2 separate regions of the Homo sapiens genome follow, and region 2 is linked to region 1. Evidence: chromatin loops called from intact Hi-C (ENCODE). Cell type or tissue: HCT116. All regions are shown on one strand.

Evidence for each region. Hi-C counts contacts between places; a loop is a spot of excess contacts. Peaks named below come from ENCODE experiments on the same cell type or tissue, not always from the same donor. Only the 100,000 strongest peaks of a DNase experiment are listed, where the experiment ranks them.
Region 2: it touches region 1 in a loop (15-fold over the local background); 6 of 110 quality-filtered maps call a loop at or near these places.

Annotation. Positions count from the first base shown.
Region 1 is chr19:6,629,768-6,633,767 of GRCh38, reverse strand. No RefSeq gene overlaps it. Among named protein-coding and RNA genes, the nearest start is that of TNFSF14, 38 kb to the left of the region's middle. RefSeq lists an enhancer at 2,115-2,616. In HCT116, CTCF peaks have their summits at 380 (motif pointing right) and 1,592 (motif pointing left); DNase peaks (open chromatin) are centred at 367 and 1,577; H3K4me3 peaks cover 424 bases.
Region 2 is chr19:6,124,029-6,128,028 of GRCh38, reverse strand. LOC105372255 (a long non-coding RNA gene) reads left to right here. Exons shown (of 4, transcript NR_187772.1): 4 at 48-2,603. Among named protein-coding and RNA genes, the nearest start is that of ACSBG2, 9.6 kb to the left of the region's middle. RefSeq lists a silencer at 2,197-2,491. In HCT116, CTCF peaks have their summits at 1,506 (motif pointing left) and 2,309 (motif pointing right); DNase peaks (open chromatin) are centred at 1,488 and 2,318.

The sequences.
Region 1 (4,000 bases):
GCCTCAGCCTCCCAAGTAGCTGGTATTACAGGTGCCCGCCACCACACCCTGTGGGCAGCAAGCCACACAGGTGCCGAGGCAAGAGACCGAGGGCACGAGCTGTTCCAGTATAATAAAGAAAATACATAAAATAAGAATACTTATACTAGACATAGATCATGGATATGATTATATATGAATATCATTAATTATTAGTTTGTAGCAATTACTCTTTATTCCAATATTATAATAATCCTTGCTCTACAATCATAACCTAGGAAAAACCAGGCCATACAGAGATAGGAGCTGAAGGGACATGGTGAGAAGTGACCAGTAGATAAGAGTGCGAGCCCTCTGTCACGCCCGGACAGGGCCACTAGAGGGCTCCTTGGTCTAGGGGTAACGCCAGCATCTGGGAAGACGCCCGTTGCCAAGTGGCCCGTGGTCTAGCGGTAGCGTCAGTGCCAAGGGAAAACACGGGCTACTTAGCAGACTCGAGGCCAGGAGTTTAGAGAAGACTCTGCTCCTCCACCTCTTGTGGAGGACCTGACATTAGTCAGGCTCGCCCGCAGTTATCCGGAGGCCTAACTGTCTCCCTGTGATGCTGTGCTTCAGCAGTCACACTCCTGGTCCGCTTTCATGTTCCATACTGTACACCTGGCTCTGCCTTCTAGATAGCAGTAGCAAAATTAGTGAAAGTACTAAAAGTCTCTGATATGATATGCAGAAATAATGGCGTAAGCTGTCTCCTCTCTCTCTCTCTCCGCCTCGGCTGCCAAACAGGGAAGGGCCCCCTGTCCAGTGGACACGTGACTCATGTGACCTTACCTATCATTGGAGATGGCTCACGCTTCTTACCCTGCCTCCTTGTCTTGTATCCAATAAATAACAGTGCAGCCTGGCATTCGGGGCCACTACCGGTCTCTGCGTCTTGGTGGCAGTGGTTCCCCGGGCCCAGCTGTCTTCTTTTATCTCTTTGTCTTGTGTCTTTATTTCTACGATCTCTCATCTCCTCACACACACAGGGAGAAAAACCCACCGACCCTGTGGGGCTGGTCCCTACATACCCTGGCTAATTTTTGTATTTTTAGTAGAGACCGCGTTTCACTATGTTGGCCAGGCTGGTCTCAAACTCCAGACCTCAAGTAGTCCACCTGCCTCGGCCCCTCAAAATGCTGGGATGACAGGCGTGAGCCGCCGCGCCTGGCCACAACAGGACATTTCAGTTCAGATCCACATTCCAAGTGCCATATAGTAACATATGGCTATTGACATGGAATAGCATGGTATTGAGTAGCACAGATTTGGACCATCTGCATTAATTGCAATTCTTCATACATTTTGAATTTTTTGGAGGAATTATTTGCCTCTTCCGTATTTCTGTTTCTCTCCTTCCTTGCCTTGTTTCGGATTTTTGTCTTATTCCCGTTTTTCTTCTGAGTTCAGAAATTATACATTTTATTCCTATACTTTTAGAAATTTTAATTTACATATTTAATCTATCAGAGTCTAACACTTTAAGTCTCTTGTCTGCAAAAAGCCTCCTACTCGGTCTCCCTGTATCCACTGGCTCCCCCTACAGGCCATTCTTCATACAACAGTCAAAGTGAGATGTTTCGTAAACGTTTTCTTCCATAGACAGTTGACGTTTGAACAATGTGGGGTCTTAGGTGCACCAACCCCTGAGCAGTCAAACGGCCACATATAACTTTTGACTCCCCCAAAGCCTAACTCAGCAGACTGTTAACCAGAAGACTTGCTGATAACATAAGCTGTGGATTATCACATACTTTGTATGTTACATGTATTATACACTGTATTCTTACAATAAAGTAAGCTAGAGGAAAGAAACTCTTATTAAGAAAATCATGGCTGGATGCGATGGCTCACGCCTGTAATTCCAATACTTTGGGAGGCCGAGGCAGGCAGATCACTTGAGGCCAGGAGTTCAAGACCAGCCTGGGCAACATGGCAAAACCTCATCTCTATGAAAAATTACAAAAAAAAATAGCCTGGCATGGTGGCATGGGCTTGTAGTCCTAGCTGCTCAGGAGGCTGAGGAGGGAGGATGGCTTGAGCCTGGGAGTTCGAGGCTGCAGTGAGCTATGATGGTGCCACTCCACTCTAGCCTGGGCAACAGAGCAAGACCCTGTCTCCACAGAAAAAAAAAATATCTCCACCTGGGCAACAGAGCAAGATCCTGTCTCCACAAAAAAAGAAAGAAAGAAAAGAAAGAAAGAAAGAAAGAAAGAGAAAGAAAGAAAGAAAGAAAGAAAGAAAGAAAGAAAGAAAGAAAGAAAGAGAAAGAAAGAAATTATCTCCACCAGCCAAATGTGAGAATTTCTGTTGTTTCTCATTCTGCCAAATCTTATTATTTCCCATATTTTATCCAGTTTTATTTAGGCATCACTGGCAAATAAAAGCTGTGTATATTTAAGGTGAGAATGTGATGCTTTGCCGGGCATAGTGGCTCACGCCTGTAATCCCAGCACTTTGGGAGGCCGAGGCGGGTGGATCACGAGGTCAGGAGATCGAGACCATCCTGGCTAACATGGTGAAACCCTGTCTTTACTAAAAATACGAAAAATTAGCCGGGTGTGGTGGCGGGCGCATGTAGTCCTAGCTGCTTGGGAGGCTGAGGCAGGAGAATGGCGTGAACCCAGGAGGCAGAGGTTGCAGCGAGCCGAGATCGTGCCACTGCACTCCAGCCTGGGCAACAGAGCGAGACTCCGTCTCAAAAAAAGGAAAGAAAAAGAAAGAAAGAAAGAAAGAAAGAAAGAAAGAAAGAAAGAAAGAAAGAAAGAAAGAAAGAAAGAAAGAAAGAAAGAAGGAAGGAAATGTGATGCTTTGATACACCTATATGCTAAAATTATCACCACAGTCATATCTCGCTGTGGTTTTAATTTGCATTTCCCTGATGATTAATGACGTTGGGCATGTTTTCACACACCTGTTAGCCATTCGTGTGTCTTCTTTTGAGGAATGCCTATTAAGATCATTCGCCCATTTTTAAATTGAGCTATTTGTTATGTTGCTGTTGAGTTATATGAGCTCTTTATATATTTTAGAGATCTCAACCCCTTATCAGATATATGGCTTACAAATATTTTCTCTCCATCCATACGTTGCCTTTTAATTTCCTTGATTGCTTCCTTTGCTTGGCAGAAGCTCTTTAGTCTGTTGCAATTCCACTTATTTTTGCTTTTGTTCTCTGTGCTTTTGGTGTCAAATCCAAAAAATCATCACCAAGGCTGGGTGTGGGGGCTCACACCTGTAATCCCAGCACTTTGGGAGACCAAGGCAGGCGGATCATGTGGGATGGAGTTCCATGTACCCAGGCTTTTAGGCTGCTGTTCTTTTTTGTTATGTTTTGTTTTGTTTTGTTTTGTTTGTTTGTTTGTTTGTTTGTTTGTTTTTGAGACGGAGTCTTGCTCTGTCGCCCAGGCTGGAGTGCAGTGGTGCGATCTCGGCTCACCTCAAGCTCCACCTCCCAGGTTCATGCCATTCTCCTGCCTTAGCCTCCTGAGTAGCTGGGATTACAGGCGTTCGCCAACACACCTGGCTAATTATTTTGTATTTTTTTAGTAGAGATGGGGTTTCACCATGTTAGCCAGGATAGTCTCAATCTCCTGACTTCGTGTTCGGCCCGCCTCGGCCTCCCAGAGTGCTGGGATTACAGGCGTGAGCCACTGCGCCCAGCCTGGGCTGCTGTTCTAAGCAGGGTTCAGCCTGGTTAATACGTGATGTTCTTCTGTTTGACCCCAATGTTTAAAGGTTTGACTTCTAAAAATCAAACTGCCGGGCCGGGCGCAGTGGCTCACGCCTGCAATCCCAGCACTTTGGGAGGCTGAGGTGGGCGGATCACGAGGTCAGGAGATCGAGACCATCCTGGCTAACATGGTGAAACCCCATCTCTACTAAAAATACAAAAAATTGGCCTGGCGTGGTGGTGGGCGCCTGTAGTCCCAGCTACTCGGGAGGCTGAGGCAGGAGAATGGTGTGAACCCAGGAGGCGGAGCTC
Region 2 (4,000 bases), 510 kb after region 1:
AGCTTAAAACATTGATAATCACTCATCATCTCTCGTGGTTTTTGTAGGTCAGAAATTCAGACAGGGCACATCTGGGACAGCTTGAAGTCATGATGTGCTGGAGCTGGCATGTATCAACCGCATGAGTCAGAGCCAATTGCATGCATCTCTTCTCAGCTTCACATTCAGTGGTATCACATCTGTACCTTGAAATCAGCCACAGTGGGAGTATTTACACCACAGGAATTGGCAAACACTGCAAATCAGCGCCCCATGCCACTCAAGAGCCAGTTATTAAATATTTATCAGAACATAACTGCTTTAAAGAATTATTTAAAATTCTCAACAATATAAAGGGACATTTTATTATTAAATCCTTAGGGATGGTCCCACCAAAATCCCATATACAGTAATATTAGCAGACTCCAAATGTACTTAGATTTGCTAAAATTCTCAAATGCATTTTTTTTTTAGAGACAGAATCTCACTCCATTGCCCAGGCCCAGTGGTGTGATCATAGCTCAGTGTAGCCTTGAATTCCTGGGCTCAAGCAATCCTCCCACCTCAGCCTCCTGAGTAGCTAGAACTACAGGTGTGCACCACCATGCGGGGCTTATTATTTTATTTTTTTGTAGAGGTAGAGTTGTCCAGCCTGGTCTGGAACTCCTGGCCTCAAGTGAGCCTCCTGCCTCAGCCTCCAAAGTGTTGAGATTGCAGCCATGAACCATGACAGCCAGCCTCAAATGCTTTTCCAATAACACACAGACACAAGCCCTGAAATTTATATCATTGAGTTACTGAATACATATATGTGCCTGGATTTCCCTAGCAAAAATTGGGAAGAAAACATTTACTTTCCTTTTCCAGGCAGGGTGAGTTAAATGGTATGTCTGCAGCTGCGTTGCCAGGGGTCCGTGGCTTTTCAAAAGTGGGTGTCCCTACTGGCAAAAGTGGATACGGGGGTCTGCATGTTCCGTGGCAGCTTCCAGGAAGAATGAGAAGTGGATAAGAGTGGATGGTGCAGGTCTAGAAGCAAGAAAGGTCTGAACTAAATTGGTTGTCACTTGCTGTATAAGTGAGCCAAAGACAGTGTCTTTCTATCAGCCCTATCTCATTTATTTCTTTACAGCAGGCAGGCAGGGACCTCTCAGCTCAAAGCCCACCAGCACCAAGCTCAAATTCTCACACAATCCATTGCTATAAATATTGCACAAATAAGCATATGTTTAGTCATTTAGAGCCCACCTGCTTTGCATACCCCATAAAATTGCACCCAACAACACCTATTAATCACAGAGAAGAAAAATCTTACAGCCATAAGAAACCCCAAATTATTGTTGCCTTTCAGAGTTCTATGATGCAGACTCTCCCCACCTTGCTACTCAATGACATCACCTAGACACTTAAGCCCTGCCTCTAACTCTCCTCTGTCCCAGGAGTTCCTCTGGAAGGAGTCCTGCTGGAAGGGACATTCCCCGCATGCAAACCTATCTAAGTGCCGTGCAGTAAAGCTTGTTATGCAATACTGCCATCTTATGGTCCTGTTTTGTTTTGTTTTTTTTGAGCTGCCCCATCAGGAATCAATGATGTCATAAGTCATGGCTCCTGAAATTGCAATTTTCTTGTGTGTGTGTGTGTGTGTGTGTAAGCAAAATTAGGCCAGGCATGGTGGCTCACACCTGTAATTCCAGCATTTTGGAAGGCCAACACGGGGGGATCGCTTGAGGTCAAGAGTTTGAGGCCAGCCTGAGCAACATAGTGAGACCTCATCTCTCCTAAAAATTTGAAAATTAACGCGATGTGGTGACACGTACCTGTAGTCCCAGCTACTTGGGAGGCTGAAGCGGGAAGATTGTTTGATCCCAGGAGTTTGAGGTTGCAGTGAGCTGTGATTGCACCACTGCACTCTAGCCTGGGCAACAGAGAGAGACCCTATCTCAGTTTAAAAAATAAAATACAATAAGTTTTAACGAATTAATTTTTGTTATGTCTTGTGGTCTTTAAATGACACACATTTGACAGAATGCAGTGGACATTGACAGTACCAAGTAACACTGCTATGGCCGAGAACAGGAGTGGCCAGGTGGCATCTGAAAAGCTCTAGTTCCTTGGTGTGTCATCTACAGCCATGAGCAGCCTCATCCAAGGCTCCTGTCGGGGTGGCCAGTATGGAGTGAGGTCTGGAGGTGTGTCTTTGATCCCTACGTCTGACACTCGCTGTCCACCACGAACATCCTGTGTCACTGTGGATCCAGGTACTGGAAGATACTGAAGGAGTCCATGTTCCAGGTGCCAAGGTAAGGCCATGAAGCCAAGGTGCAGTTCTTGGAGAAGACCAGAAGGGGGCTCCTGGTAGCTGCAGCTCCAGATAAAGCCTCCAAGTCCCCATCTTCACGTGTATCAGATTCTTCTGTCAATTTGCAGCTGGTATGCTCTTTTAGCAGGGATCAAGCCAGCAACTGGATGACTCCTCCAACAATGCATGCAAATTAGAGCATCATTATCATTTGAAGTGCCTGATGGGAAAACACTCAACTGGATTCAAAAAGCCATTTACATCATTACAACAATTTTTGAAACTTATATTTGTTAATGAATAAAGAAGTTGGGGTCCTTAGACATAATTTCACCTGTTATAATTTTTTAAAGGCTTGTAGAAAATGGTTTGAAGTTTCTTACCACTTGCTTGTGCACGTGACGTTTCTTGCCAATTGTGTCTATTAAAAATTTGAGGGGCCGGGCACAGTGGCTCATGCCTGTAATCCCAACACTTTGGGAGGCCGAGGTAGGCAGATCACCCAAGGTCAGGAGTTCAAGACCAACATGGCGAACATGGTGAAACCCTGTCTCTACTAAAAATACAAAAATTAGACGGGAGTGGTGATGGATGCCTGTAATCCCAGCTACTCGGTAGGCTGAAGCAGGAGAATCACTTGAAACTGGGAGGCAGAGGTTGCAGTGAGCCAAGATCTCACCACTGCACTCCAGCCTGGAAGACAGAGCAAGACTCTGTCTCAAAAAAAATTTTTTTTAAAAAATATTAGAAGCAAACCAAATGTCTGTCAACAAAAGAATAAACCTATAAATAGTGATATATTTTTATAATGAAATACCACTCAGATTTTTTTTAAAAGAATGAACAACTGATGCATTCAACAATATGAATGAACTTCACAGATATAATATGCTAAAGAAGCCAGAAAAGGCCAGGCGCGGTGGCTGACGCCTGTAATCCCAGCACTTTGGGAGGTTGAGGCAGGTGGATCACTTGAGGTCAGGAGTTCAAGACAAGCCTTGCCAACATGGTGAAACTCCATCTCTACTAAAAATACAAAAAATTAGCTGGGCATGGTGGTGTGCACCTGTAGTCCCAGCTACTTGGGAGGCTGAGGCAGGAGAATCGCTTGAACCAGGAGATGGTGATTGCAGTGAGCCAAGATCGCGCCCCTGCACTCCAGCCTGGGTGACTTGTCTAAAAAATTAAAATAAAAGAGTAAGCAAAATACACGTGGTGGTAGAAGTCAGAAAAATGGGGTAGAGGTATTAACTGGAAAAGGACAAGAGAGAACCTTCTGGGGAGAAGGAAATGTTCCATACCTTGATCCAGGTGCTGGTGGTAAGGATTCACACACACACACACACACACACACACACACACACACACACACACACACACGTAAAAAGTCACACATATGTAAACAATTAAGAATTATGCACTTTGACATCTGTAAGTTACATCTCAATTTGTTTTTGTTTTGTTTTGTTTTGAGACAGGGTGTCACTCTGTTGTTTAGAATGGAGTGCAGTGGCACAATTGTCGTTCACTACAGCCTCAACCTCCCTCAGCTCAGGTGATCCTCCCACCTCAGCCTCCCAAAGTCTGGGATTACGGGCATGAGCCACAGTGCCCAGCCTCCTGTGTCTATTAAAACAGTCATAATAATAAAAGCGGTACAGTTCACACAGTGATGTCCTTAAAATAATGCAGATGAAGCCAATGTCGTTTATAAAGATGGGAACT